Regions from separate parts of the Homo sapiens genome. Here regions 1, 2, 3, 4, 6 and 7 are each linked to region 5. A link is a contact called in ENCODE Hi-C data. All regions are on one chromosome and are shown on one strand. Each heading gives the region's core, a stretch centred on a gene start or an enhancer-like site at or near the end of the contact. The rest is flanking DNA. Distances are from core to core; before and after follow the strand shown. Region 1 holds the start of CCNA2 (cyclin A2). Region 2 overlaps ARSJ (arylsulfatase family member J). Region 3 holds the start of BBS12 (Bardet-Biedl syndrome 12). Region 4 holds the start of AFG2A (AAA ATPase AFG2A). Region 5 holds the start of SNHG8 (small nucleolar RNA host gene 8). Region 6 holds the start of UGT8 (UDP glycosyltransferase 8). Region 7 holds the start of CAMK2D (calcium/calmodulin dependent protein kinase II delta).

Evidence for each region. Hi-C counts contacts between places; a loop is a spot of excess contacts on that map. Pooled maps may share reads with other maps.
Region 1: a map of CD8-positive, alpha-beta T cell shows a loop between it and region 5 (15-fold over the local background). The contact joins the promoter of CCNA2 here to the promoter of SNHG8 in region 5. A Hi-C loop is called at or near these places in 1 of 168 maps with a recorded cell type or tissue (CD8-positive, alpha-beta T cell), 1 of 37 single-sample maps with no recorded cell type and 10 of 50 pooled maps.
Region 2: a loop to region 5 is called in a map of CD4-positive, alpha-beta memory T cell, with 11 times the contacts of the local background. The contact joins the enhancer-like site here to the promoter of SNHG8 in region 5. A Hi-C loop is called at or near these places in 2 of 168 maps with a recorded cell type or tissue (CD4-positive, alpha-beta memory T cell and naive thymus-derived CD4-positive, alpha-beta T cell) and 6 of 50 pooled maps.
Region 3: a map of B cell shows a loop between it and region 5 (11-fold over the local background). The contact joins the promoter of BBS12 here to the promoter of SNHG8 in region 5. A Hi-C loop is called at or near these places in 1 of 168 maps with a recorded cell type or tissue (B cell), 1 of 37 single-sample maps with no recorded cell type and 10 of 50 pooled maps.
Region 4: a loop to region 5 is called in a map of CD8-positive, alpha-beta T cell, with 13 times the contacts of the local background. The contact joins the promoter of AFG2A here to the promoter of SNHG8 in region 5. A Hi-C loop is called at or near these places in 3 of 168 maps with a recorded cell type or tissue (CD8-positive, alpha-beta T cell and naive thymus-derived CD4-positive, alpha-beta T cell) and 9 of 50 pooled maps.
Region 6: a map of B cell shows a loop between it and region 5 (13-fold over the local background). The contact joins the promoter of UGT8 here to the promoter of SNHG8 in region 5. A Hi-C loop is called at or near these places in 1 of 168 maps with a recorded cell type or tissue (B cell), 3 of 37 single-sample maps with no recorded cell type and 3 of 50 pooled maps.
Region 7: a map of CD8-positive, alpha-beta T cell shows a loop between it and region 5 (17-fold over the local background). The contact joins the promoter of CAMK2D here to the promoter of SNHG8 in region 5. A Hi-C loop is called at or near these places in 5 of 168 maps with a recorded cell type or tissue (CD4-positive, alpha-beta T cell, CD4-positive, alpha-beta memory T cell, CD8-positive, alpha-beta T cell and 1 more), 2 of 37 single-sample maps with no recorded cell type and 18 of 50 pooled maps.

Annotation. Positions count from the first base shown.
Region 1 is chr4:121,822,565-121,826,782 of GRCh38, forward strand. It overlaps CCNA2 (cyclin A2), which reads right to left and starts at 1,319. Exons shown (of 8, transcript NM_001237.5): 1 at 852-1,319; 2 at 1-82. The coding sequence starts at 1,064. BBS7 (Bardet-Biedl syndrome 7) reads right to left here. Exons shown (of 19, transcript NM_176824.3): 19 at 1,765-3,429. The coding sequence ends at 3,296. RefSeq lists enhancers at 858-907, 1,098-1,167.
Region 2 is chr4:113,897,487-113,901,402 of GRCh38, forward strand. It overlaps ARSJ (arylsulfatase family member J), which reads right to left. Exons shown (of 2, transcript NM_024590.4): 2 at 2,798-3,916. Among named protein-coding and RNA genes, the nearest start is that of ARSJ, 80 kb to the right of the region's middle. Within about 2 kb of position 2,250, at least 5 of the 41 ENCODE cell types and tissues checked have a DNase peak (open chromatin) inside an H3K27ac peak, as active enhancers do.
Region 3 is chr4:122,731,354-122,735,180 of GRCh38, forward strand. It overlaps BBS12 (Bardet-Biedl syndrome 12), which reads left to right and starts at 1,351. Exons shown (of 2, transcript NM_152618.3): 1 at 1,351-1,531. It also overlaps the pseudogene CETN4P. RefSeq lists a silencer at 1,021-1,240 and an enhancer at 1,601-1,810.
Region 4 is chr4:122,921,660-122,925,576 of GRCh38, forward strand. It overlaps AFG2A (AAA ATPase AFG2A), which reads left to right and starts at 1,419. Exons shown (of 16, transcript NM_145207.3): 1 at 1,419-1,646. The coding sequence starts at 1,484. It overlaps NUDT6 (nudix hydrolase 6), which reads right to left and starts at 938. Exons shown (of 5, transcript NM_007083.5): 1 at 676-938. The coding sequence starts at 913. RefSeq lists enhancers at 1,082-1,618, 1,411-1,780.
Region 5 is chr4:118,277,214-118,281,108 of GRCh38, forward strand. It overlaps SNHG8 (small nucleolar RNA host gene 8), which reads left to right and starts at 1,549. Exons shown (of 3, transcript NR_034011.1): 1 at 1,549-1,579; 2 at 2,176-2,218; 3 at 2,411-2,610. It overlaps SNORA24 (small nucleolar RNA, H/ACA box 24), which reads left to right and starts at 1,977; the gene lies at 1,977-2,107. It overlaps PRSS12 (serine protease 12), which reads right to left. Exons shown (of 13, transcript NM_003619.4): 13 at 2,825-3,895. RefSeq lists an enhancer at 1,077-1,256 and a silencer at 1,327-1,376.
Region 6 is chr4:114,596,629-114,600,947 of GRCh38, forward strand. UGT8 (UDP glycosyltransferase 8) reads left to right here and starts at 2,179. Exons shown (of 6, transcript NM_001128174.3): 1 at 2,179-2,346.
Region 7 is chr4:113,760,082-113,763,832 of GRCh38, forward strand. CAMK2D (calcium/calmodulin dependent protein kinase II delta) reads right to left here and starts at 1,657. Exons shown (of 21, transcript NM_001321571.2): 1 at 923-1,657. The coding sequence starts at 987. RefSeq lists a silencer at 1,444-1,853 and enhancers at 1,847-2,385, 2,386-2,924.

The DNA of each region.
Region 1 (4,218 bases), core at 69-2,568, 3.5 Mb after region 5:
ACGCAGGCTGTTTACTGTTTGCTTTCCAAGGAGGAACGGTGACATGCTCATCATTTACAGGAAGATCCTTAAGGGGTGCAACCTAAAAAAAAATTAATAACTGGCTTTGAGCCTACTAGTCTTGCATTCTTTCTCTTATGGGTGTTGGCCTTTGCTTTTTCTCCCAAATACTCTATCAGGAATTAAACTTTCTGGGACAAAGAAGAGTTTCAGTATTCAAAAGAGAAGGGATGTTCCCATTTGTCACAGGCATTCCCACAAAGGCTATCAATAGATAACACTAGGTGGAATTATGCAAAACTTATCAGGGCCACAAGAAGGGTCGGGTGACAGGCCAATACGTGACAAGTTTAGGAAAGACAGCAAAAAAATTGTTGGTTCACCACTGTCGCCCGAGGGTGGAGCAACAGAGCAAATCCGGCTAAAATGGCGGAATTTGCCAAAAGCAAAGTATTTTGTACACGCTTTTCTAAAGTAGAGGTCATCTCTTAAGCGTGAGGAGGATAGGGGTCAGAGTCCTACAGCAGTGCCTGGGGTTTAAAAGTGGAGAGAAAGGCGCGGAGCTGAGCGAAGACTACACGTTTTAGAGCTTGGTTTGACCCCATTATGTACAGGCAGATGCCCCCTATAGAGAGCAGACCGGCAGCATACACACAGTGTTGGCGGGGTCCTGATGCTAATATGGGAGAACTCCTACTGTGGCAAACCACACACCAGCACCAACTGCACTCCAGACCCTGGCCCCCTTCCAAAAGCCCAGGACATGCCTTCTCGCCACTCTTCTCTGCCTGCTAAGCCAATGCCAAACCCTGCTCGACCCACCCTCCTGCAGATATCCCGCATCCCTTTACCCGTCTCGTCTTCGGCCTCTGCTGCTGCGCTAGACCCCGCGGGTTCCCGGACTTCAGTACCGCCAGCGCGGCCCGGGTCCGCGGTTGTTGGACGGGCGCTGCCTTTTCCGGGTTGATATTCTCCTGGTCCTCTTGGAGCGCCGTCTGCTGCAATGCTAGCAGCGCCGAGCCCGCCTCGCGGGTCGCAGGCCCCGGCGCAGAGTTGCCCAACATCACTGCTCCCGGGAGTGGACGGCGGGATCAGCCTGCGGCGCCAAGCAGCGTGCACTCTGCCCAGCCGACCACTCGCACCGACCCGGCCAAAGAATAGTCGTAGCCGCCGGTCGCAGCCCAGGCCAGCCTACCAGCCCGCCCGCTCGCTCACCCAGCTCGAGACCACGCAGGGCCGAGGAGGTTGCGAAAGGCGCAGGCAGGCACTGCCCAGCGTGGCGAGCCAAAGACGCCCAGAGATGCAGCGAGCAGCCCGCCGGAGCGGCGGCTGTTCTTGCAGTTCAAGTATCCCGCGACTATTGAAATGGACCAATGAAAGCGCTCGCGGCCTTGACGTCATTCAAGGCGACAGGGTCGCAGGCGAGTGAAGGGTAAACCAAAGGAAACTGAGCAGGGGCGGGGCAGGAGGGAGAAACAAACTGGCTGGGGCGGGAGAAAACGCCTGCGCGGGGCGGGGAGAGGTAGGATTTAGGGCCCGACGCTTCCGATTATTTTAAGCTGAGCCACCTAGTGAGCGAGGCTGTCCGAAGGCTGACTCTAAGCCTTTTAGGGAATTAAACGGAATTAAACTTTGGCGACTATCATTTGGGTTGCCCAGCCTTTAGCTCTGGGACGTCTAGTTAGCTTAAGTGACTTTTTCCAAAGGTCTAAAATCTGGGGCACGTTTTTCAGTATCTCCGATTCTCCGTTTTCTTATGTGTTAATAGGGACTAATAACTACAGTCATATGGTTGTTAGGATTAAATAATGTGCATAAATTATTTAACACGGAGCTCACATAGTAATACAGTACTCAAGTGTCAAGACTGTAATGTCATCTTAACATTTAGGCGTTTATTCATAGTAACCAGAAATTGTGTTTTATGCTTTTTATTTTTCCTAATGAAGATGCAATTAATTTAAGATGGCACCTTGAACTACTGTTGATATATATAATAAATAGCAGTGCATTACAAAATATTCAAATACAGTCATTAATTTTTTTCTATTTTTCCCCAAGCTGTGGCAACCAACAAAAAACACAATGACGTTCTAGTGACCTAGATATAATTATGTTCCTTTCAGAAGTAAAGTTTTTTAAACATAGTAAAAACAATATGACCTTATTAAAATAAAACTCTCTTAACTATACGTGCCTTTAACAAATTTTTATATTTATATATAAATATAAGAATATACAAAGCTTGCACATAACTAATAAGTATAATAGCATATCATTAAGAAGCACTGTTTTCTAAAAAATTCGTGAGTCTGCCCTTCTTGAAACATAAAGCTTATTTTCCATTATCTGTATGCCATTTTAAAACCTTTCAATATTCCCTTGAAATTAATAAATATGAATTAAGATTAATGCACAAAACTTCTGTAGCCTTAATGTCATATATGATAAAAAGAGATCTAGAAGATACTAGTGTAGGAAAATCTAAGATGGCATCACTATTTCTGCACTCTTCACTTGAAGCACGCTGAATAGCTCCACTGGTTACAGCATGTCTAATTAAGATCCCCCGACTCTGTGTAAGCTCTTCTTATTTCCTGGCTACAATTTATAGCACTGAGCCAAGTCCAGCATTTCCACAAACTGCAGCAGAGTCATAAAACACTACCAAGCAAAAGGAATATCAGTTGCAAATCAATCCTATCTCCTAGAAAAAACAATTGGTAGGTTATTTCCACTAGCTGGCAACATACATAGTAACCAGGACACAAAGCAAGTACCAGTACTTGGGTTCTGGTCCCAGCTTTACAAAATATTAGCATGTCCTCTTAATCACAAAATTTCACTGAGAATCAGTTTTCTTATATGATTTGACAAATTTTACAACAGTTGTGAAGATCAAATAAGGTAATATATAAAAATACATTTTGAAGCCTATAAAGCGGTCTACATGTTTATGTGTTTATGTACCTTGTAATACATTTGAATATATTTTAATTTTCCACATATTACTTCTCAATTTAAAAATTAAAACAGCCACTTGCCAAAAATTCATTAAAATCCTATTTAAATCATTCTACTTGTGTTTTAAAAATAAAAAGACTCTTTTAGTTTTAGAAAGTTCAATTTGTCAAAAGAAATAGAAGCATTACTTTAAAAAGCCATTATATCTCAAATATTTTTAGATATAAAAAAGCATTTGAAATTAAAGTACATACACAGTTAACTTCTAATTCTCTTTTAACATTTTTCATTTAAACAGACCACTTCTTTGGGACTTTACCTTATTTGTATGTCATGCTGCATCGAAGAATGAAATCAATGCATTTTGGTCATAACTGTCCAGAATTTCCAATAGAAGGGGTACTTTAGTTTTTACATTGGTGCCTTTAAACTTAAATTTATCTATGAAAAGATCAGTGATCATGCCTTTAAAGAAAAAACATAAATTTCCTGTCAGTGATTAGTTATATTTAATGACACAGTATTTCACTAAAGTAATTGCTTGATAATCTATTTTTAAGCACCTGTAATTCCATGATTTAACATACACAAACCTAAAAGCCATGTTTTTAAAAATAGTCATTTTGGGGGGATTTTAAAACAAGTTTCAAGATATAAATCATCTGCCTAATAACCCTCTTAACAATTGATTACAAGCTATTAATTCAGACAATCAACTACTGGCCATTTTTGAACTGCTATCAGTATATATAACATCACAACAAGTGGTATATTTTTTCCACCAAGCTGACCATTTTGACATAGTCTAGGCAGATTCTATTTTTAACAGCTTATCTGAATTAAAATATTCCACCTATATGTTGACCATTCTTGGGATTTGACTTGAAGGCAAATAGTCCTAGGTTCAAAGATCTGGGCAAATCATTTCACCTTGAGTTTTCTCATATGTAAAACAGGAATAATTCAAGCTGTCAATCCTTTATCCAAAAAGCTTGATGCAAGATGTATTTCAGAATTTTTCCTATTTTAGGAAGATAATGAAAGGAATATACTATGGTATTAACCCCAAGGGGACTGAGTAGCAGCATCCAATAGCAAAACATAGTACTATTTCTGGCACAAAATATACGGATGAATATTTGCACTAAGTGGAATAAAAAAGATATAACCTTGGGCTGGGCACGGTGGCTCATGCCTGTAATCCCAGCACTTTGGGAGGCTGAGGTGGGCAGATCACGAAGTCAGGGGTTGGAG
Region 2 (3,916 bases), core at 1,000-3,499, 4.4 Mb before region 5:
TTTAAGAAAAATATATCTTTAAAAAAAGCAGAATTTCTGCTCTGCCAAATTGGAGAGGTTTGTAATAAAATACCCAAGGATGTGAGGTATATTCCATTTGGCTTTATAATTCTATGAAGACATAGAGGTTTATTTTCTAATTATATTTTTTTCCTTTCACGATTTGGTACAAAAAATTATTGACAATTTAAGCCCTCATCTATTTTTTTCTGGGAACTCATTTAAGCTAATGTATTCTGTAATATTCCAAGTAGTGTTAGAATAATCATGTTCTATCCTGTTATGTAATAAAGATGATAGATAAAATTTGCTCTCAATTTTGTGTAATTTTTGCTTCACTTTTGCTGTAACACCCTGTTGCTATAACTATACATTATTAGAGTTAGTTTTTTATAGTGTTAGAAATTTCTGCATTTCATATCATTGCTGTTAAAGGTATTAAGGATGATTAGTTCTATTTTTCAACAATGAAATCCCTGTACCAGAAATAGAAAGTGGAAACTTAGGCAAATGTGGTTGAACATATGGATAAATGTGATTATCTTATGTATTCACTCAAAAACATTGAGTGCTAAGTATAAGTAGGACATCATTTTATATACTGGCCATGCATATGTAAACAGAACTTACAGAAGTCACTTTTCTTAAGAAGTTTATATTCTAGGGGAATGAAACAGACAACAAGGAAAACTTGTGAGTAAACTCTGAAGGATATTAAATGCTAATGAGAAAGATCAAGCAGGAAAGTGGGGTAGCCATGGTGGGAGGATGGTGGAGATGAAGTGTTTGATTATTGGGTTCATGGCTGCATCTTCTAGGAGAATGTGCACTACCACCTGAACGTAGGGGCACTACCCGAAGGCAAGGACTCTGCGTGATGTCACTTGCCATCACATCCCGATGCACACCATTACATGGGGCACTTAACAAATGCTGAAAGAATGGATGGATAAACTTGGTGTAGAATGAATCCTCCCCTTATCCTGATCTACTCTTTTTTCACACTACTTTATATGGTATATAATGTTATAATTAGTTATGTTTATTATTTATTGTCTGCTTCACTCAGCTAGAAGATAACCTGCCCAAGGGTAAGAATTTTTATTCATTTCATACACTGATATATCCCAAGATCCTAGAACATTGCCTGAGAGAGTAAGATTCAGCAAGTATTTGTTGAATGAATGAATGAATTCTATGAAGTCATTGTATGAAGAAACAATTTAGCTATTAGTTTACCATAGAGGAATTGTGCTGCTTTTGGCAAGGAAATTTTTTCCTGCCAACATCACACATTCTGCTACTGACAAATTCACAATTTGTATGTTCAAAAATGGTATGAATAAAATGCTTAGGAAGCTGATCCTGATGCAAAATTCATGTGCCTTAGAAAATCAAGAAACACCTGCACTTGAAAATACATAGCATTTTTAGTTATATTAGCTTAAACCTGGAAACAACCCAAGTGTCCATTAACATGTGAAAAGATAAAAAATGGCATATCTATATAATAAAATACTGTTCAGTAATATAAAGAAATAATGTGGAGATGTGCGCACTAATATGGTATATTCTCAGAGAGGAATGTTGAAAGTACAAAAAAGTATTATTATTCAACTATCAATGACAGTGTTCCTCTGTTCTTAAGAATTTTAAAAGGGGTCTGGTCAAGAAAACAAAAATATCCATTCAATTTTTAGAAAAAAGGAAGAAAGAGTATGTAAAAACAGATGAAACAAGTTCTTTAGTTAGACTTGAAATTTGACAGACCTGAGGTAGATGTTTTCACTGGCTGAAAGGTACTACAAATATTTTTGTTGTTGATGTTTTCATTGGAAAAAAGTTTTTATATCCCTTCTCAACCCAGAAACATAGCCATATTCAAAAATTATTTTCTGACAAAGCTAATGAGAGTTTCTTTTGAAACCCTAAGAAAGATCAGAGGTTTAAAAGAGGTGCAGTTGACACTTGAAAGAACCACAGGCAGCCTAGAAACACATCCTGAAGATCACAGTTTAGGAAGCTAACACCTGAGAATGAATTCCTCATATTAACATGGCATCAGTGATTAGGGCACAAAACTCAAGGACACAGTGTTTTCCTTCCTGGCCATCTTGAAATCCCTAGTGATTTGCTGCCAGCATTTTTAGAAACATTTTTGTTCATGACTTATACATGACTATTAGATTATATTTTAATTTCTTGAGGGCAAGACACTGAGACTTCTTGTAAACCACATCCTGCCTAGAGCCCTGGGCAGGTGGCAGGTACTCTCTAAAACAGTGATCAACATCCATGAAGCCATTTCCAGTAGAACACTGTGGGCTAAATTATTTTCACTGAGAAGATTATAATCATTTATAGAGAACTTAGAATTACATCACAATAGGTGATGCCTACTGGTATTTCTTAATCCTAATTTGCCTCTTTGCTTCTTTTTTTGTCTTTCTAGGAACTTCTAGAAGATTCTATGTTTACACTATGTTTCCAATAACAGTATAGTTCCTCAGAACCCTAGTCCTGTGCATTGTGCCACAGACAGCAGTTTTGTGGTGAAATTATGAAATACTGTATAACATTTTCCTTCTGTCAGGGTTACAATACAAGCTAAGATTTTAAAAACTCCTCTAAAAGAAAAACCTGCATTAAAGTGACTCCTTTGACGTTCTTTAACCCAGCATCTCCCAAACTTACTTTCTTCAGAACTCTTTTTTAGTGTAAAGATGTCTATTTTTAAAAAATGTATAAGATGCCATCTATTTTAAGACATGTCATTTATGTGCCACCAGGAAAGAAAAACATGAACAATATGCCTTTATTTTTAAGACTCATTTAAAAGATACTGTCGACAAAACACAAACTTTAGGAAATACAACTTTACACTATAAAATAAAATGGAGCCATATATTCTAGAAATAAAATGTTAAAATTAAAATCATTTAAATCATCTTACCCAATTTAGTAATTTCAGTACTAGATTATAGATTCTTTTATACATTTTCAGAAACTGTGAGCTGTGATATAAATGGATTATATCACAGTCCTTTGAGTTGTGATATAAATGGATTATATCACAGTCCTTTGAGCTGTGATGTAAATGTATTTAATGGTATGCTGTCATACCACCACACACATTTTCAGATCACAGTTATAACTTCAAAGATCATAATTCTAGCTATCTGTGACTTTTCAAGTGTATACTGTAAGCTTCAAGGCCTCTGCATTAGGAGAGGGCACTTCAAAGAAAACACCAGGGTCTACAGGATCCACACCAATCTATGCTCATTGATGACCCATGATAAACTTCATTACTGATAATACTCCTTTAATTCTCCTCATGACGTTTGCATGTGGGGTTTCCAAGCAAGGTTACCTACTCCAGGCAGGATCCGTATCTTCCATTTCTCTGTATCTCCCCACAGTGTCCACTTTGTATAAGAGTAAGTTTATTACTTTTAATGGGAAAAACCGCAACTAGTTTTGCACCAACCTAATATAAATGTTAGTTATTATTATGGGAAAATCTTTCTCCATGTCATAGCCAAGGGGAAGCATCTATCTGTAAAATCATATTATATTACTGTGGTTGTTAGCAAACCATTCCTTCAATTGCCTATTAGTAAAGATTTTTATTTTTTAGGACCAATGATACAATTTTAGCTAGAAGTTAGATCAGAAAAGCCACAGTAAATTTTCTAGTGCCATAAAGTAAATCATTTTAATAATTAAGATACATAAATAGTTTATGATAGAAACAATAAAGTTGTCTCAACTCTGCACAAACATTGAATTTCCAAGTAATTTGTAAGGAATATATTCATCTTATTACATTCAAAATCTTGGTTGAACAATGACGATTATAAAGTTTTCTGAATGATGTTTTTTATAGTCTGAATTCACACAGTATTACATTAAT
Region 3 (3,827 bases), core at 101-2,600, 4.5 Mb after region 5:
ATTTCCTGACAAAAACCTCTTCTCCACATCATAGTCTTCTCATTACTACCCTGAAAACATATTTAATCTTGCTCTTCCTATCTCCCATCCTTAAAAACCTAGTTCTAATTGCTTCTCTATAAAACTTCTGATTGCTCCAGCCCTAAAATGTAGCAGGTTATTGCTAGTATTTCTTTGAAAAATAAAATCATAACTATATCATTTTTATACTCATAATGGCAAAAAAAAATCTTCAAAACTAATGGTGCCAATTCCTTCTTTATCAACTTCAGCTACCATTTTTTAAATTTCTTCTTTCTTTGGTTCAAATCCTAAGGCCCACACTGCAATCTGAAATAGGAAGAAAAGGAATTATAATATGCCATGATTTCTTTCTAAGCTTTTTAACTCCCTATTAAGAGCTTCTCTCTTTTCTATTATGGACTGAGCATAAACAGAAAATTAGGTCAGCAGGCCTGTGTTTCAGTCCTACTGTGCCATCATGTACATCACTGTTACACCCTGGGCTTTTGCCTACTCATTTATAAAACACAATTAAAATGCTTAACAAGATATCGTTTTGCTAATGCAGGGCAGGCATATGCACTGAAGAGACTTTATATTAAGCTTTCAGAAGACTACTTTTAAAGAAAGCCTTAAAGATTGCCACAAATAATATGGTTTTTAAAATGATTTAGAATTAGAAATAATTTCAGAACCTTCTTTTACATCGATGGTTCCAGACCCATCAATATCAAATAAATTAAAGGCGTCTTTAATTTCTTGCTTTTGGGATTCATTCAGTTCAATTTTTGCTGCTCTTTTCTTCCATTGGTCTGAACTTGTATGGTAGTTAGATGCCTGTAATACACACACATATGGGTGAAAGATAAATTATATAACTGGAATAGTTAGCAGAACCAGAATAATTGATGATAAACTATATTAAAGTACCTATTTCCTACTATAAAATGAATCTCAACAGGAGTAAGGAAGGAGTGCAGTTGCTGCCAGGGGCAGCCTTCCTTGCTCTGGCGGAAAAACTTCGGCCCCGGCCCCAGCAGAAGGTTACAGCTTCACACTCACCAGGTCCCCAGCCGGCAGCCGGCGCTCTCAGCCGGGACCTCCCGGCGTCACCTCCCGCAGCCCCGCCCAACCCAAGTCTTCACAGCTCACTGGCGGTTGCTAAGGCCGCTCTCACCGACCTCTCTCAGCCCCGCCCACCCAGCCTGAGTTATTGACATCCAGTTCATCCAATGGACAGAAAAAAAGGCCTTTAAACCAGCCCTTTCTCTCTACTCCCTACCAATAGCGTGACGTCCCCGCCTTTCGCAGCCCGGCGTTAAGCGGAACTTCTCTCTCCAGCTGTGTCTCTTAGCAACTAAGCCCCCGGCTCCTCCAGAAGCCCCTCTTCGCACATGCGCAAACTGCGGACGGGGAACTGGGCTCCCTAGCCCTGGCGTTTTTGGTGTTGCTGTCCCAGCCAGAATCGCGTCTGGCCGGTGGGAAGCCGGGAACTCCAGCCCCCTGTAGGAGAGGAGAAAGGAGCGAGGTTAGTAGTGAGGTGCTTCCGCTGACTGCTAAGCTAAGTCTTTCCTGAAGACGTGGGAGCCCGTGTGTTTGATTTTTCTGTCCTCTTCGGGCCAGGGAAAGAATGAGAATCTAGGGCCTGGAGGTCCTGGGGTGAATTGGTCCAGCATGTGGCTAGGAGTACTAGAGGAAGAGGGGACTGCCCTTTCTTTTTGCCGCTAGACTTTCCTCATTTTCTACAGTGCCTGGAGCTGGGCCTTCAGCCATTTACCTCCTCCCTGTTTTGGGCAGGGATTCTGGCATGGTAGACACCAGAATTCTGTATAGCAGTGGCATGGGGTAACAGTGTCGTTGGAGGGACGTGGGTATTGGGATAAGCATGGGTCTTGGGATGTATTTAAAGCTTCACTACATACATAGATAAACGTTTTTACATGTTTCGTGTAGCATTTGTTTACGAGGTAGGACTTTGGCCCCACCCATAATTACTATCGGACCCCGCCCTCCAACCCCAACACACACACACACACACACACACACACACACACACACACACACACACATCCAGCCATTTCCTTGGCCCAGTCCTAAGATTTGGCCAGTTGTCAACGATATCAACTTGATCTGCACTTCAGAGTCAGACACAGGTAGTCTGATTATCCAGTTGATTCAGTAACGGCCTAGATTTAGATACTTGTGAAACTTTTGTAAACCAACTCAATCTCTTGTCCAGAGGGCCAGATTTACTGCTTCTGCCCGTTCTGAATTTGGCCAGGAATCAGCTTAAAGGACAGGGGAGAAAGACTGAGGTAGGATGGACCACTGACTTCCTGGTGGGAATGAAGGAATGAGAGAATCTTAAAACTTCTAACCTTTAATTGCTCACACATGCGGACCCCTTTTATGCCTCCTACAATGTCTTCTCTAGAGGAAATATTTTCTAAAAATTATACTGGATTCTTCAAAAATGGATTCAGGAAGAATACTAACTTTAGTCTTTTTTTTTTTTTTTTTTTTTTTGTCTCACTTATCTTCCTGAAGGCAGGAGAGGAAAACAAGTGCAAAGTGCATTCTTGAAGCACTCTGTCAAATCACTTTTCATGCTTCATTGAGTAGAAACATGGCACATTTTCCAAAGCCATCAGCCTGTCTTGTTCATATTATATCCCAGACAGACACGCAAGTATTGTAATCATTGATAAAAATCTCATTAGGCTTCTGGAAAATAGGTAAGTTTATCCTCATATTGCAGGTGATTTTTCCATATAAAGTTACCCAGTGAAAATTAAAATGGCACAAATCCAAGATAATTTTTGAGTTAAGTAAAATGTGGTCACTTTAATATATGATTTTTCACGTCATTTATCTCACTTGGAAAGTTGCTCTTGATCAGTTTCAAGGTCATACACTTTTTTTTTTTTGAGACCGAGTCCTGCTCTGTCGCCCAGGCTGGAGTGCAGTGGCTCAATCCCGGCTCACTGCAAGCTCCACCTCCCGGGTTCTCGCCGTTCTTCTGCCTCAGCCTCCCGAATAGCTGGGAGTACAGGCGCCCGCCACCGCGCCCGGCTAATTTTTTTGTATTTTTAGTAGAGACGGAGTTTCACCGTATTAGCCAGGATGGTCTCCATCTCCTGACTTCATGATCCGCTCGCCTCGGCCTCTCAAAGTGCTGGGATTACAGGCGTGAGCAACTGCGCCCGGCCATATACTTCATTTTTAATACTAATATTAAAAGGATTTCTTAGACCCAGAAATGAATAGTGACCAAGTATATACTCAACCCAATCCTAATTTCGAGGATCTCTTGGATCATGTTTGATCTAATGACAATTAAATGGCGGAGTAGTATATTAACCTATTTTTATATCACTATGATTTAGGCTTTTATATTTGGAATATTTACTGCTAGTTAAAATGTTTTTTTAATTGTAGGCTCAGATTCCAACTCCCAGATCTTGAATAGGATGTAATTAGTTTTGAAAACTAGCTATTAACGAATCTAACTGCACTTTAGAACATTAATCATCATCATTATCCAGGAAAACATTAAACACATAGGCACTCTTAAATCTCCCAAATGTATTTAATGTTTTCTATATGTCATGCACTATGCCAACTACTGGGTGAGTTCGAAAGAAATAAAAATAGAATATAAAAGATGAATAACTAAGGAATCTACAGATTAGTGGGGGAGCTAGACACAAACATAATACAATGTTTTTAATACAGGGTATTTTTAATCTGCTTTGGTAGATGGGTATAGAAAGTGCGTTGGGAGCACAGAAAGGAGGGACAACTCTACCCCAGGGCATTAGAGA
Region 4 (3,917 bases), core at 169-2,668, 4.6 Mb after region 5:
GGTTGAATGCTTGTGGTGATGAGTATCTCATTTACCCTGATGTAATTATTACACATTTATACCTCTATCAAAATAGCTCATATACCCCATAAACATACACACCTACTATGGACCCACAAAAATTAAAAATAAAAAAGAAAAGCCTCTTTGGTCCACTCAGTCCACCACCCGTATTAGAATGTAAGAGTTTTTTTCCTTGGGAAAAGTGTCCGACAGAACCAAGGCTCGGTAAAGGATACTAATAATGTAATAATATAATATTAACAAACATCTACTGAGCTTTAAATACGTGGCAGGCACTGTGCTGTGCACTTTATGTGCATTATCCAAATTAACTCTCAGTAATTCCAGGAGTTCTTATCACCGGGGTCTGTGGAAGAGGAAATGGTGGTTTACGGCAATTTCCGAATGTCGCACAGTAGAAAGTGGACCAGCAACCAGGGTTGCAGATCCCAAAGTCCGGGATCTTCACCATTTCACCCAACCGCCTTAGAGACCTCCCAGCAAAAGGTCTAAGCACGAATGCTCCAGAAAACAGGTCCAGGTCACGCGTGCCTTCTCCCTTTCCCTCTGGGCTCGACAGTGGTGCACAGAGCGACTAGGGAGTGGGGGCCGCGGTTATTTCATTAGAAAAGCTCTGGAGCCCCGGGAGCCCTTCGTCCCAGGCGCACTTGCCCTGCAAGCCCTTCTGGAAGGCGGCAGCGTCCAGGCGGTCCAGCGCATCGAGCCGCGCCAGGCGCACCGAGATGCCCCCGAATCTGTCCAGCTCGCCCTGCAGATCGCACGCTCCAACTGGCGGATTCCGCACGTAACCCTGTGCGCCCGAGGCCCAGCGGTAACCCGCCGAAGGCCCGGGGCCGTAGGTTCGGGCAAGCATCGCGCGCCAGCGGCCCCAGCTCAGTGGCTGCCGCATCTCCACGCCGCTTAATTCGTCCGTTGCCCAAATGACCCCTCCGCGCTCCAGAGCGGAGATCGCGGCCGTACATTTTAGAAGAGTGCCATCAATACCCTCAGAGTTGAGCTGGGGTTACCACTCTGCAGAGCTATGCCAAGGAGACCGCGAAGTGGTCCACCAGCCCTTCTCAGCAATTTGCCCCGCTCCAGTTAAGCGGGGAAAACCTCCTCCCCCACCGCCACTCACTTATTTTGTTTGGTAGTTTAATTCAACAGACGTTGGTTTAGGGATGGGGAAGCCGGGAGGAGATGCAAAAACGTCCTGTTTTTCAGGAATTTACAATCTAAGTGGCAGTTCCGTTCCTGGAACCTATCTTCTTTCACAGATGCCGTTACAGCTGTTTCAAAGACTGCTGGTTTTGAAAACGCTCAGTCCCTCCCACCACGCTGTGCACTGCTGCGCTCCACTCAGGGGATTACGGCGCAGGGGCGGACCCTCGCTGACTTCTGCCCCGGAAGTTTTTCTCTCAGTTGAAGCGCGCACATTGAGTCGGCTTTTCTACTGCTTCGGCTAGGGTACCTTGTGACCATGTCTTCCAAGAAGAATAGAAAGCGGTTGAACCAAAGCGCGGAAAATGGTTCGTCCTTGCCCTCTGCTGCTTCCTCTTGTGCGGAGGCACGGGCTCCTTCTGCTGGATCAGACTTCGCGGCAACCTCCGGGACTCTGACGGTGACCAACTTATTAGAAAAGGGTAAAGAATTCCGGGTGGGAGACTAGAGGCCGAGGGGGCGCAACCTGAGGGGCGGGAGACTCAGTGATACTGACTTGGGGTGCAGAGACTTTTGAAAGTTGGGCGTGGCATGGGTCTGAGAGCGGCACAGAAGCGTGTAAGACTTCTGTATGTAAGAAGCATGCAAACGTAGCCGCGCCTGCACTGGAGAAGTTAGGCTGAAATGGTTTATCCGTGTCCAAGGTTTCTCTTTTGTAAATTATTTTGAATTTTTAAGTTGCACTTGAAACGCTTTGTCTCATTTAACATTAACGACACATTTAATTGCAAAATTGTTCATAACTAGCGAACATGGGATACTTATCCTAAAAAACTAAATAACCAATTCAGTAAAAATGTGGATCACTCTGCCTTTAGGAGTGATGATAGCATTTTCTTCCAGTACTACGCAGGTTATGATATTTAATAACTGCTAGTAACTGCACACTAGTGTTAGCAGTATATATAGCTCATCTAATTTCTACAGAAGCCGTGACCGATGGGTATAGTAATGACAGTTTTATAGAGGGAGGAAAGTTAACGTGATTCCATTCAGGCTACACAGGTGCTAAGTGGCAGAGCCGATATTTGAGTCCAGATGTGTTTGACTTAAAAGCCATTCCTAGATGACAGCTCCTTTGATTTGGGAGAACGTATTTATACTGAAAAGTCTTATAAATTGAATTAAAAATTGAAAATTTATATTTGATGTGTAATAGCTTTGAAAAATGGACCAGACTAGTGGCAAAAACTTTTATGTCTAATCAGACCTTAAAGACAATTTAGAGTTCACATGGTATTTTCACTCTGCCTTAGGTATCAGAGGACAACTTGTTCTGTCCTGAAGGTTCAACTTGTTTTTGAACTAGATCCTTCCCATTGACATGTAAACATGCTCATTTCTCTTCCATCTTAAATCAGAACAAAAGCTCCACATTTTCTTCCTGCAACCGTCTCTCTATCCATTGCCAAGCTTCTTAAATGGAGTGGTCTCTGCCGCCTCACCACTTACATACTCTCCCTAGCCTATTCCTCTTTGACTTCCACCCCATCATTCCATGGAAACTGTTCCTGGTGTGGTCTCCGAGCATCTCCGTGTTGATAAACCTTACGTGACCACAGCAACTTTTGGTATTGTTGACCATTCCCTCCTTCTCGAAACACTTAACTTCTTATGTGTTGTCAAACTTGCCTGGTTTTCTTCATCTTTGTTGATGTTTCATCATTTTTCTTTGCAGGCTCGTCCTCTTCCCTTGACCATTAAATGTTGAAGTTCGTCAATTCTTAGTCCAAAACCTTTTTTTTCCTCTCAATAAATCCTGTCTCCTTGGCAAGTTCATCCAGTGCCCAGAGTTTCCCATCTATAGTCTCTTCAGTGTCAGATTTATATTTGTAAATCTTTTGTTTTTGCGCCTTGATGTGGTTGCCTTTTAGCCAAATGCTTCTCAAGCTCTCTGTGGTGAAGACTTTAAAATTTATAATAGGTCACAGATCAGCACTTTTCTAAAATACAGTAAAAATGATTTTCTAGAAAAATAAGGAAAAATTTTTATTAAACAGATGTGAAATTACTCTGTAAATTTCAATAAAAGCTTCTATATACTTATTCTCCTGTTTTGTACTTGTCATGAAGCAGTAACAAATCGTTGTGGGTCATATTTTGAATAGCACTGTACAATAACTCTTCTCATGAGTGTCCCAAAGATACTTCAGGACTAACTTCATGAGCCCGTTATTTCCTCCAACAAAATAAACTTCAACTCTGTTCAGTTTTTCCCGCTGCAAAATTCAGAAACCTAAGAGTCATCCATGACTCTCCCCCCCATATCTCACATACCTAGTCCACCACTAAATCATGTTTATTACCTAAATATTTTACATATTCCTCTTCTGCATGCCATTCCCACTGTTTCTACCTTAATTTCAGACACCATCATCTCTCACCTGGACTGCTACAACAGCCTTTTGACTGATTTTCCAGCTTCCAATTTTGCCCCTTATTCCTTTTCCATTCTGCAGCCAGAATGATCTTGTAAGATGAAGATCTTGTCATGACATTGCTTTTCATCCCTTTCTGGGCTCCCACTGCTGTCAGAGTAATGACCAGCATCTTGATGCAGCCTATTGCACTATTGTCCTGGGTGGTCTTGACCTTCTTTACATGGCTTCCCTATGTCTCCACCACTCTGCCTATACTCTCCTGAGGATGCGCCATACCCCCTTCTGCCCAGGAACTTTGTACATGCTGTCCTC
Region 5 (3,895 bases), core at 299-2,798:
AAGCAGAACTGAAATGTTACCTAGCCATCATTTGATCAGTTCTAACAGGTTCACCTTGCATTCTATCTTTAAAATCCTTAGGCTGGGCGCAGTGGCTTGCACCTGCAATCCTAGCACTTTGGGAGGCCGAGGAAAGAGGATTACTTGAGCCCAGGAGCACAGGAGATCAGCCTGAGGGCAATATAGTGAGGGCTTGTCTTTCAAAAAAAAAAAACCTTAAAAAAAAAGTAGCCAAGTGGTGGCACACGCCTAGCAGGAGGCTCGCTTGAGCCTAGGAGGTGGAGGTTGCACTGAGCCAAGATCATGCCACTGCACTCCAGGCTAGGCAACAGAGCAAGAATGTTTCTAAATAAATAAATACATAAAATAAAATCCTTAAGCCAATCTTCATTTACCAACCAATTTTTAATTCTTTTATTTGTTACCACATTGTCTCTCCTGAATATCCAAAGGCTCAAAGCCTTGGTTTGAATGCAGCTAAATTCATTGGGTTTGATCTCAAGTCAAACTTAGAAATACTGTCATCTCAGCCACAAATTTCACACTAAAGTAGATAGAAACCACTACTAAATCACTACTTTGTCTTAAAATGAAAGTATAATAGACTGTAAGGTTATAATTGCTTTTTTAAGTTAAACTTTGTTTTACATTTACAGAAAATTTGCAAAAATGGAGTCCCCACACCCCCTTCATCCAATTTCCCCTACCATTAATATCTTACAATACCATGGTATATCTGTCACAATAAAGAAATCGGTATTGGCACTATTACCTAAATTCCACACTTTGTTCAGATTCGCTAGTTTTCCATTAATGTCCTTTTTCTGCTGGAGATCCCAGCCAGGATACCACATTACATTTAATCATTATGCATCATTTTCTCTGGCATAATAGTTTCTCAGACTTTTCTTGTTTTTGAGTAGTGATTAGGTAATTTGTAAAATGCTAACCAGCGATCTCAGCTCACCATAACTTCCGCCTCTCGGGCTCAAGAGATTCTCCCACCTCAACCTCCCGAGTAGCCGGGACTACAGGCGTTCACCACCACACCAGGCTAATTTTTGTATTTTTAGTAGAAACGGGGTTTCGCCATGTTAGCCAGGCTGGTCTCCAACTCCTAACCTCAAGTGATCCGCCCGCCTCGGCCTCCCAAAGTGCTGGGATCACAGACGTGAGCCACCGCGTTCGGCCCCTTTTTCTAATATTGTCTAAAATAAGTATCCTAAACAGGAAATACCAAAAAAATCCCCCTCGCTTTCGTGACCTACACCGGTAAGCGTCAGGATCTTTCGCTATGCGAGAACCTTTTGGCTCTCGTATGTGCGCATGCGTCTGGATCCGGAGCCAGGTGACCCGCTCAGACGTGGACCATGTGCGGGGGAGGGGGGAAAGGAGCCGCGAAGGGGGTGGTAGACGGAACAGGTGGAGCCGCGGCGGGGCTAGGCGGGGCGGGGAGTGAAACAGCATAGGCTCCGCCCCTCGCGGCGCTTCCCCCGGAATAGCGTCATCAGTTCTATAAGAGAGCGTGTGCCGAAGGCCTCGGCCTTTCACATTCGGGAAGCGTCGGGATTAGGTGAAAGTACGTAGTTGTCTTTCGTAAGTTAAAATGATAATTGGGCCGAAACTTACTGCCTTACCTAAAAGGCAGCGCAGTCAGGATATTGGTAGGTCGGGGGCGGCTTTGGAAACCCTTAAGTTTACAAGCATGCGCGGACTTGAGTGCTCATTAGGTCGCCGGGCGTCCACGTGCAGCCCTGGACCCTGAACCCCGGCGTGCGTGGGCCGTGGGCCCTCGGGGAAAGGTTCCGTGCACTCGGGGACTCCGGTGAAGCCTGTTCAGCCGTCTGTGTCATGTGGCCATCTTGAGTCTACTCTGTCGCTCTTGTGCCCTAGCACCCCGAGAACCGTCAGTTTGAGCCAGATGGTGAGTAATAACCTGTAGCAGTTTGGTTGCTGGTTAATTCTGGATTGTGAATCTCCATGTATCTTTGGGACCTGTCAGCCGTGGCAGTCTCCCTTCCTAGCCATGGAAGAGCATATCCTTGTTTATTGGCAAAGCTGTCACCATTTAATTGGTATCAGATTCTGACTTGCACAAGTAACATTCACTGTTAAAAACCTAGAGGGTGCCGGGTTATTGGGCAAAATTTCTAAACCGTTGTTCAATGTTTCTAGGAAGCTGAGCTGAACACATTACGATGGATGATGGAAACATAAGGTACATTTCTTTTTTGATATTTCTGAGTTAATCTGAAACGCCTTAGCGGCAGGACGTTGGAAAGCTAAAGTTGGCCCGTTTTGCTGGCTTTTGTAGTTTGAGTTAACAACCAACTGAATTAGCTGATAAGATCTCAAAACAGTGAGGTAAGTACACAGCTCGGAGTTTTATAATGCTTTTTTTCTCTTGCAGACTATCAAGAAATCCAAGTGGTAATGGGCGAAGTTTATTCAGCATCCGGCAATGGACTTATCGTAGTTGGGGAAACGGGTGTTCCGAATAATATCCTGGAAGTTATCAGGACACCTATTTTAAATATAGGCCTGAATTTTGTAAAGTAATATTTAAGGTGGTCCGTGATAATTAAATAAAATGCTTAATTCATGTGGCTACTCATTGTTCCTTGACTGAGTGATTAATAGACGGAAAGGTAGTTAATAGCATAATACCTCCTATTTAGTGTTACACGCTCATGTGGAAGTAGTGTGAGTACAGTTCTAAGGTAATTGCAGCCTTTGTGAAAAATGTAAAATATAAAAATTACCAGGCTACCCCCAAGGGAGACAGCAGACTCTTTTTAAACCATACAAAAATTTAAGGCAGTTATACAAGGTGGAAAATTATGTATTTATTTACACAAATATGCACAGAACACTTGTATCTTTCAAAAGTCACACTTAAGACATAGTAAAAGCATGTTGTATGAACCATGTATTCTTAAGGATTGAGCAAACTGCAGGCTGCTTGCTGCCTTTTAGGTTTGCTAGTCCCTGATCTACTTGAAACAGATGTTGCTTGCCCCAACACTAGTTTAATTATAAGGGCAGCCTGTGAGAAAGTTTCAATAGACATTTTTCTCACCTATATTGCACGTTTTTCTGAAGCCCTTGTGCAAGTGTGTGTGCCATGTGTAGTTCTATTTACATATAAACGCTACTTTAAAAGTTTATCAAAATCATGAGTTTTTACAAAAGTTTTTAATGCTCTTCTGCATTATATGCAGCATTGCAAATCTGCAAAGTAGTAAAACTATAAAGCACCTTTAGGTTTGCACCAGTTATTACAGAAATGGGGATTTGTGAAAAGGATGTAATTTGATGTAGAAGGGCAAAGTCCTTTAATGACTGGCATTCAAGAGGATTACTTAAAACAATTTGTAAGTTCATGCTAACCTCTTCCCTATATTTATACTACTGGGACCTGGGGAAGGATCCATGACATGGAAGTATCTTGAGTGTGCCTTTTAAATTTGAGCATTACTGCTAAGAATGTTCTGTAAAGGTGCATAGTTAAGCAGCTATCCCTTAACTCTTGGAGAAATAGCCATAGGGAAACCAATCATTTAGGTAGGAGAACCATGGGGAAAAAAATCAGCATTTTTTCTGGAGTTTGGAATCAGTTTCACCAACTGGTCTCACTTTGAGGCAAGCCTGTTTTCCCCCATTTGAAAACAAGGGCTACTACCATAAGATTTACTGGCCTTTTGCAAATTGTCAGTGATGTGCAAAGCTGCCTAATGCAGTGCCTGGCATATGTTATAACTGCTGTATGTATTAGAACTTTTCAATGTGTAGGCCAGGAAAGCATTTTGACTAGTATATTTTAAGATTGGATTGTATCAGGTTGGGCTTGGGAAAACCTGCAGGTATAAGTCAGTTACAGGGAAGTGTCAGTGGG
Region 6 (4,319 bases), core at 929-3,428, 3.7 Mb before region 5:
CTTGAAGGATACATTAAATATGGAAAATATGCATCCTTCCTTAAAGAGAAGTAGCAAATGTTTTCATTATTCATTTATTCAACCACTTAGCCAATAATGTTAACAATTAAAGGTGGGAGCATTAAAAAAAGGAAAAGTGGGGTGGGGCGGTGAAATGAACCTCACTGATTTCTTGCTTTTATCATTTCAAACTCCAAAAGTGTATTTCAACTATTCATATGATGATTGAATAAACTTGTTTTACATTATGGAACACCCTTACTGTGTAGAGCTGTGAGAAATTCAATAATCAGTATTTAATGTGGACAAAAATAGATAGATTAGAGAAACAATAAACATGGACATATCTACACATAATATATACTCCTTTTCTATCCAAAAATCTGACAAAAACCTTACACAATGGTCAGTTTACACCATTTTAAGGACAAGGATGTGGTGAAACAATTTTAAACATTTTTATATAATAAAAGAAAAAAGTTGTTTTAATTGCTAATGATCAAGTTTTTACCAAGAATTTACATATGCATCATCAAACAGTAGCTTGAAACTGAAGCTTGACCTTTGAGAAATAAAGCTTTTAAAGTAAATGTCTAAATTCTCTTTTCTTTATTATGTTACATTTCATTTACTTTAGGTTTTCTAGTGCAATTTAAATAAGAAATAAATAGAGAGTATGGTAATCAGGTACAAAGGCTGTGAAAATATTCCCTGCATTTTGCACAGGGAATATGTTCAAATTCCTAATCTGCAAAGAAGAAAAGTGCATTTTCTTTTTTGAAATGGCATTTGAAGATCTCTCCATCCATGAACATTCTTGAGCATATGGATTTTACAATAACAGCAGTGTATATTAGTTTTTTAATTTATCATTAACTGATAACATATACAGTAAAATATAATTTCCGTTTTCTTATCTAAGGGCAGAAAATCCCAACCTATTTCTGAATCTCACTTTGGAACAAGGACAGAATGACCTGACATGGCATTTTTGATTTCCAACGTTTAAACGCATAACGTTTGTGTGCTATGGAAGCATCTTAGCTTCTGGAATTTATGCTCGACACGAAACATAAACAATAAACAATTCAGTCCACGTTATATAGACATATCTCATATATATATGAGATATATATATATAAAATATCTTACGCACATGCACACTTAGACTTTCTCGGTTTTCATGAAACTCACAATCTACCTCAGGCGCTCAAAGGCACTCGGCCTCTCAGGTCTGAGGCACCACAGAGAGGCTTCCTTGGGCACAGTTGCTTGCTGGTCAAGACGCCAACTTGGCAAGGTTATGCTGCTGGCAAAGGCAGATTCGTCAGAATAAAGTCGCCACAGGCTCAACCAGGCAAATCATGAATGGCCCTTTCAGCAGGAGCCTGAGAGGAGGGATGTTATTCAGCCCAGCAACCCTATTTACTTTTTTTCAGGATCCCCAAACTCGCGTTTTTTAAGGCTTTCCGCTACAAGAGAGCCAGAATTGAAGCCTGGGTTGGCGGCAGTGCAGGTACCTGCTCACCTAAGCATCCCTCTTTTAATTTTCCTAACTCCTCCACCCACTTGCCCAAGTATAACTTTTGAATGGATTCAGCAGAAGTGAGGCAGGAAAGGCAGGAAGATGAGAAAAGGCGCGACATCAACACGCAGAGCTCACTGAGCCGCCTTGATGATAAAAGGCGGGCACAGGGACTACGTGGGTGGTGGCAGAAAGGGCGCGGGACACGCCTCGCAAAGAGGGAAGAGTGGGCGGGGCCACGTGCCGTTGTCAGAGTTCGCAACTCGAGCGCCCAGAGGGCTCGCGAAAAGTCCCAGCCTGCAAGCCAACCTCGCTCAGCGGACGACTGGCCGGATCCCAACGCGCTGCCCCTTGCCCAGCCTGCGAGCGCGTGGTACGAAGGCGCGTCTGCATCCATGCCCCAGCCCGGGGAGCTGGAGGCGCTCGCAGTCAGAGGCGAGTGATGCTAGGCTGAGCGCGTGGCGGCCCGTGTCGTGCCCCGCTGAGCCAAGTGCGGAAGGGCAGCGGCGCGCTCCGACTCTGCTCGCCGCACGCAGGGCGGGGCGCGGCTGGGGGGCGGGGGGCCTGGCCGCCCGCTGGGAGCTGCGGACGAGCAGGCGCGCTGAGGACCCGAGGGAGGACACGGTTAAAGCATTGCTATCAACTGTGAACCCAGAGAGCCCTCCTTAGCCAACACGCTAACTCCGAAGCCTCCCTTACGCCCCCGAACCACCGAAGGCGGCGACACCTGATTCAGCGCACAAACACAGGTCCCTTCTGTCCCGGATACAATTACGCGGCAGACACACACTCAAACTCGCGCGGGGCAGCCAAGAGACGAGGTGAGCGGAGGGACCACGCCGTTCCAGAGGGCGGAAGGGGGGGCGGTCTGGGTGGAGGAGAGGGGCGTTGTTTGCTCCCTGAGGTGAGTGCCGGGCGAATGGCTGCTGTCCAGGGGCGGGGGGGTGGGAATTAGAAAGCACAGACAGGGTTGGGCTGAGGAAGTTAGAAGTGGTTAGTGGGGGTTGGCGGGGTAGGGAGAAAGGCTAGGGGTTGAGGGGGTGTGAAGGAGATCTTTTTAGGCTGGCCCCTCATAGCGCCCGCGATCCTGTTTCTGCCATATGGCATCCGTTCGAGGGTTCTCTCGCGTTTGTGCGCTCAAGGCAGAGGGAGGGTATAACGGGGAGGCGATTCGGCCGAGGACCTTGTACTTGACCCCTGAAGGGATGGGCACCGCGGAGCCCAGAGGCCAGAGCCAGCTGCCAGGGCAGGGATGGAGGTGGGGGACCAGGAGGAGCTTCGGGACCTCTTCAACTCCCCTTTACTCCGTCTTCCCCCTAAGGAGGAACAAGAGCGGGATGTGTTGGGGGTGGGGAATGTCTTGGGGCTGTACAAGCTCGCTGAGACTTTTCGGGGCCCGCCGTTTCCGCGTGCCCGCGCGACTCTCGACAATGGACAGTGTACAGTGGTGGCAGGGTTTCACGGGTCCCCGCGCCGATTTGGGAATGGTACGGGGTGCCCTTGCATTAGAGAAGCCTGTGCGGGCCCCCGGGATTAGAGAAGAGGTGAGCGCCTGCGGGCGGGGAGAGAAGGACGCGCTGCTGGCAAAAAGAAGGGCGCCTTCCATGGACTGGAGGAGCGGCGAGGGAGCCTGGTATGTGTGTTTTGGATTTGAAGGAGGCAAACCGCATCGGAGAGTGCAAGTAGATGCAGTGCGTCGGGGCAAAAGGACAATCTGAGGAGGTGGGCGGGGTACCCAATCTCTATATACAAGCTTTCTGGTTTAATTGAGGGTTTATAAAATTGAGTACGGTAAACCTGCCATTGTGCAGCACTTCCTTAGGAAAGGAATAGCCTCTGTACCTGTACCGCGAGTTCCCATCACCTTTCAGCATCTAGGCGGGGAGAGGAGAGAAGGTAGAGAACTTCTGAGAGAGTTCTGAGAACTAACGCGAATGGCTGGATTGCGCTAACTAGGCGTTCTTAGCAGGAAAATGTCGCCAAGGGAAGGAGTGGGTGGCGGTATCAAACCAGGCGTGCTCTGGAGAATCACCTTTATTATGAGCCAGTGTTAGCAGTGACGATAGAGTCTTTTATTTCTGGGGATCCTATTGGTAAAAATTAGAAAAAAACCACACTACTCCAAATACTCCAAAAATCTTCAGTCCCCTCAGGCTGTCACCTTGTACTACCAGTTTTTCAGTATCAATGACGTGAATGTTAGGGAGTTTGGCTAGATGCCAAATTGTTATCATTTCTGATAATTTCATGTTCAAAAACGTCTATATTCACTCAAAATTGGCGTGCTTCTGACATATCCCCAGAAAAAAATCACCACCATTTGAAGGAAGGATAGAAAGTGCCCTTTTTTCTTTTCTTTTTTAAAAACTTTTATTTTAGGTTTTGGGGTACATGTGAAGGGTTGTTACATAGGTAAACACATGTCACAGGGGTTTGTTTTACATATTATTTCATCACTCAGTTATTAAGCCCAGTACCCAATGGTTATCTTTAACCAATATTTTAATAGTGTTAAGAGTAACCATACTTTGTCCCCAGGAGATTTTAAAATTAGAGTCATGCATCTTAATATTATATGGTAAAGGAGACCAGAACTTTGTGTTACTTGAATTAAATCTTAGCCAGCTTAGTTTTCTCCTATAGAAACTGTCTCTTGGTGGTTTGAGGTTTTGCTTTAGGAATGTGTCTGTGTTCAGCAACTCTTCTAGATAATGCCAGAGAAAAACACTCTAGTATTGTATGATTTGCCTGCCACCTACAAGGTTAAGTTGACATCTAGTGTTGTGTGACTTAG
Region 7 (3,751 bases), core at 407-2,906, 4.5 Mb before region 5:
CTTTCATAAAAGTAACAGTCGAAACTAGTGAAAGAGGAATTGGGTTTGGGTTCCATGCTACAAAAATCAGCATTCACGGCTTGGCCCCTAGGTCCCTTTGCATAAGTCCTCAGTAGGTCTCCTGCCTCCTTCCCTAACATCTCCAAGTAGTTCTGCCAGTCGGGTGAAGGAGGTGGTTTTACACAATGCTAGGCTACGCTTAAGAGCGCTCTCAGTCTCCAGAGGGCTTTTCCGTTGCCTGTATAAATAAATCCTCCCAGAGAACGCAAAGATGCACACGTAAATCCTAGGAAGAATGATGGTGAGCGGTAATCTGGTGCAAAGAACAACACTGGATATAGGGCAAGGGGTTGGGTTCTGTTGGGTGGCCCTTTTCCTGGACAGAACAACTACTGGATGCGAAATAGACTCTATGCCAAGTTGAACTTTCGGCATCAATAAATATGGCACCGTCTGAGGCTGTGAGTTCTCATCAGTACCTGGGTCATACGGCCGACACGCCGGCTAACCAGGAGGCATCTCTATTTACAGAAAACATGATCTATGTTGCATTTTACATGGGTTCTAATTTCCTCTCCAAACACACATTACACACAGGCGCGCGCGCACACTTCTCAGGATGATAGCTACAACTGCAGAGATCGTAAATTCACTAAGTCTCTCAGTGCAGGAGGGTGGGGGACCGGGAGAAGGTGGGCTAGGGACCATCAAAATGAGCCACAGTTGGAGTAAGGGTCCTACCCCTTCTGTGCTCCCTCCCTTTATTAAGACAGCACCTTCCCCAGAGCTGACAAACCAGGGGCCCTCCTCCCATTCCTCTCCCAAACTCCCTCGCCCCAAGACGGAGGCCGGTGGGTCGGGGGCAACGCGACCCGCCCTCAGCTGGAAAGGGGATATGCGGATGCCGGGCAAAGGTGCTTACTTTCCAAGCTCCTCGAAAAGCTGATACTCGTCCGTGAACCTGGTGCAGGTTGTGGTCGAAGCCATCCTCGGTCCGGGCTGTGCCCTGGCTGGGAGCGCGACGGACCAGAAGCGAGCAGACGCGCGGCTAACCCCGGGACTGGCCCCGCGGCGCTGTCACCCAGGGCCGCTCTTACTTTCCTGGTCCGAAAGTAGCTCGCCCGCGAGGGAGTGTGCGCAGGGGCGGGGCGGGAGGGGAGATGACCAGAAAGGGTGGCGTGGGGTCTCCTCCCCACAGTCCGCCGATCCTCCTCCTCCTGCGGGCCTCGCTTCCTTCTTCTCCACTGGACGCTCCACCCGCCCCTTTTCCAGTCCCTGTCCCCAAATGCAGGGGGTAAAGTACTCAAGAAGAGGGGGCCGGGAAATGGAAAAACAGCCAGGCACGGGACGAGTGGCAAGCAGTTGCGAAACGATCCGCACTGGAGCAGGAGGAGTAGAAGCAGAGGGGAGGGAGTCCGAGGGGGCGGAGGTGGAGTGCAGCGGGGCCGAGGCCGCGGAGCCCAGAGCGGACAGCCTGAGCCCAGCGGCCGCTGTCAGCAGGCTCAGGCGCGGGGCGCGCCGGGGCTCCGACGAGCGTGCGCGCCCGAGGCCGGCTTCCCTCCGGCGGGCGGCAGCGGCTCCGGCGAAGCGAGGCACCTTGGCGGCCTCGCGCTGCTCACGAGCCCGCGCGGCTTCAAGACGGCGCGGCGAGAGAAAGAGCGCTCGGCTCAGGCGAAGCCTCTTCTGCCGTCCCCAGGCCTCCGTCTCCTCCTCCGGCGCCTCCTCCCGCCGCTCCCTCCGCCTGCCAGCACCCCCTCCCTGGCGAAGCCCCCTCCTCGCTGGTCCCACACCTCCCTCTAGCGACTCCAAGCCTGTCCCTTCGTGGATCTCTCGCACTCCCTCCTTTGGTTGCACACACGAGCACACCAGTCTAGGGAGAAACCAGGTGGGTGGAGGAGGATGTGCGGGGGAGAAGACTGGAGGTTTGGGTGAATGAGGCGAGAAGTCACAGTTACCCATTTAAACCCGCACAGAGAAGGCTGCCTCAATCTGGGGCTGACTGAGCGGGAAGATGCAGGGCAACTCGAGGATGGCCCGGGGCAGCCGCCCTGGGTCGCGGAAGCCCACGCCCCTGTTTTGGGCGCCGGGCAGCAGGGACTTCTCCAGGCCGGTTCCCGGGCCACGACACCCGGTGGGCCGAGCAAGGGAGAGCAACCACTTCATCTCCACGCCGCTCAGAGTTGACACAGCAGGGGCCGGATGTGGGCTGTTCACTGCTCTCAGAGAAGGGTCCCAACCCTTCCCACAGCCACCAGCGACTGTCGGGGCAAAACCCAGCCTCAGCAGGGTTCACTGCGTCGCCAGCTCCCCAGAACCGGGCGCAGGTTTTCTCCCTCCCCCGCAGCCCCTTCTGCAAGGGGCAATGACGGCCCCTGAGCCACATTACACTTGCCACCTCCAGGCCCACCTCCCCCGCTGTTTTCCAGGATGGTGGCTGAGACTCTGGCAATCCCCAAAGGCCTTTGCTTTGGCTGTGAACGTTAAAAGAATGAAAGCAAAAACTCCGCCGCACAACCACACCTTCCCTTCCCTTCTGAGTAACTCCCCTGCAACCTCAGTAAGTTCTGATAGTAAGGCGAATTCTCGCGATATTTCCCACTCTGGCGGTCAGGGGGAGGTAGTAGGAAGGCTGGGTGTCGGTCACGCGACCCGGCGGGGGCTGACGTCATTCACATCACGTGAACACGTCTAGACTGTTTCGCTTTGCAAAGGGAAAAAAGAAAAGGGGCCGTCGTGTGTGCTTTTGCTTTCAGCCAGATAGTGGCAATTGAGTGCACTCCGTAAATGGCTATCTGGAAAAACCATTTAGCAGTTCAAGAATGTGTCCTTCCCTTTAGCATATCTGCCATTGTTTTCAGTAGGAGGAAAAAAAAAGTATGCATTACGATTTAAAATAGATAAACTGCTGCCGATTGCTAGAACAACTTCTGGGCCCTCTTTCCAGTTCTCCTTAATGAAACTATGCAATTGCAAATTTAGCCGCAGACCAAAAACAGCGTTATGGACGGTCTTTTTCAAATTACTGCCAATTGTTCTACAGCACGGGACTATAAAAACCTTGCAATCCTATTGCTAATTTGCTCGTGGTATTACTTCATAGACAAAATTTCACAGCTGAAAGATAAAAGATAATTTGCAGACACAAGAGAATCTAAGATTTAAAGGCGCTGCTGCTTGCTCCCAAAGACTGCTATTAATTAATGTTACTTTGTGGTCATAGATAATCCTAATTCCTTTTTTCCTGATCTGGGGAACGCTTCTGCCAATGAGTGAGCTTTTTACTGAAGTACTAAAAATGTTCACAAATTTTAACGTTTATTACAACAAAATTGAAGTTCGTATGTGTTTTGATTCCCAGCCGTAAAAGGCAAGAAATAACTGTGTAAAATGTAGTGCTATAGAAAAAGATGATACCAAGAACTGCATAAAAGAAACATGGTCTCTAAATATTAATAATTGGGCTATAAATTGAAAAAAAAAACACAATTTGGTCTTGGCTAAAGATTTGTAATATCTGAACTATTTAGCAATGTGGCTCCAAGGTGATAATGAAATAATTTAATATTTTTCCCTGAATCTAAGAATGAAACAGAAAAAGTAAAATTAAAACAATAAAGGTAATATAAAAATTTACATCTGGGAAGAAAATTGTTTCTTAAATATTCAAGTAATGAAGTCTACATAATTACAGTATTTATCTCAGTTATTTAAACTACCAATAATTGTAAATGGTTATAATTGTGGAGTACAA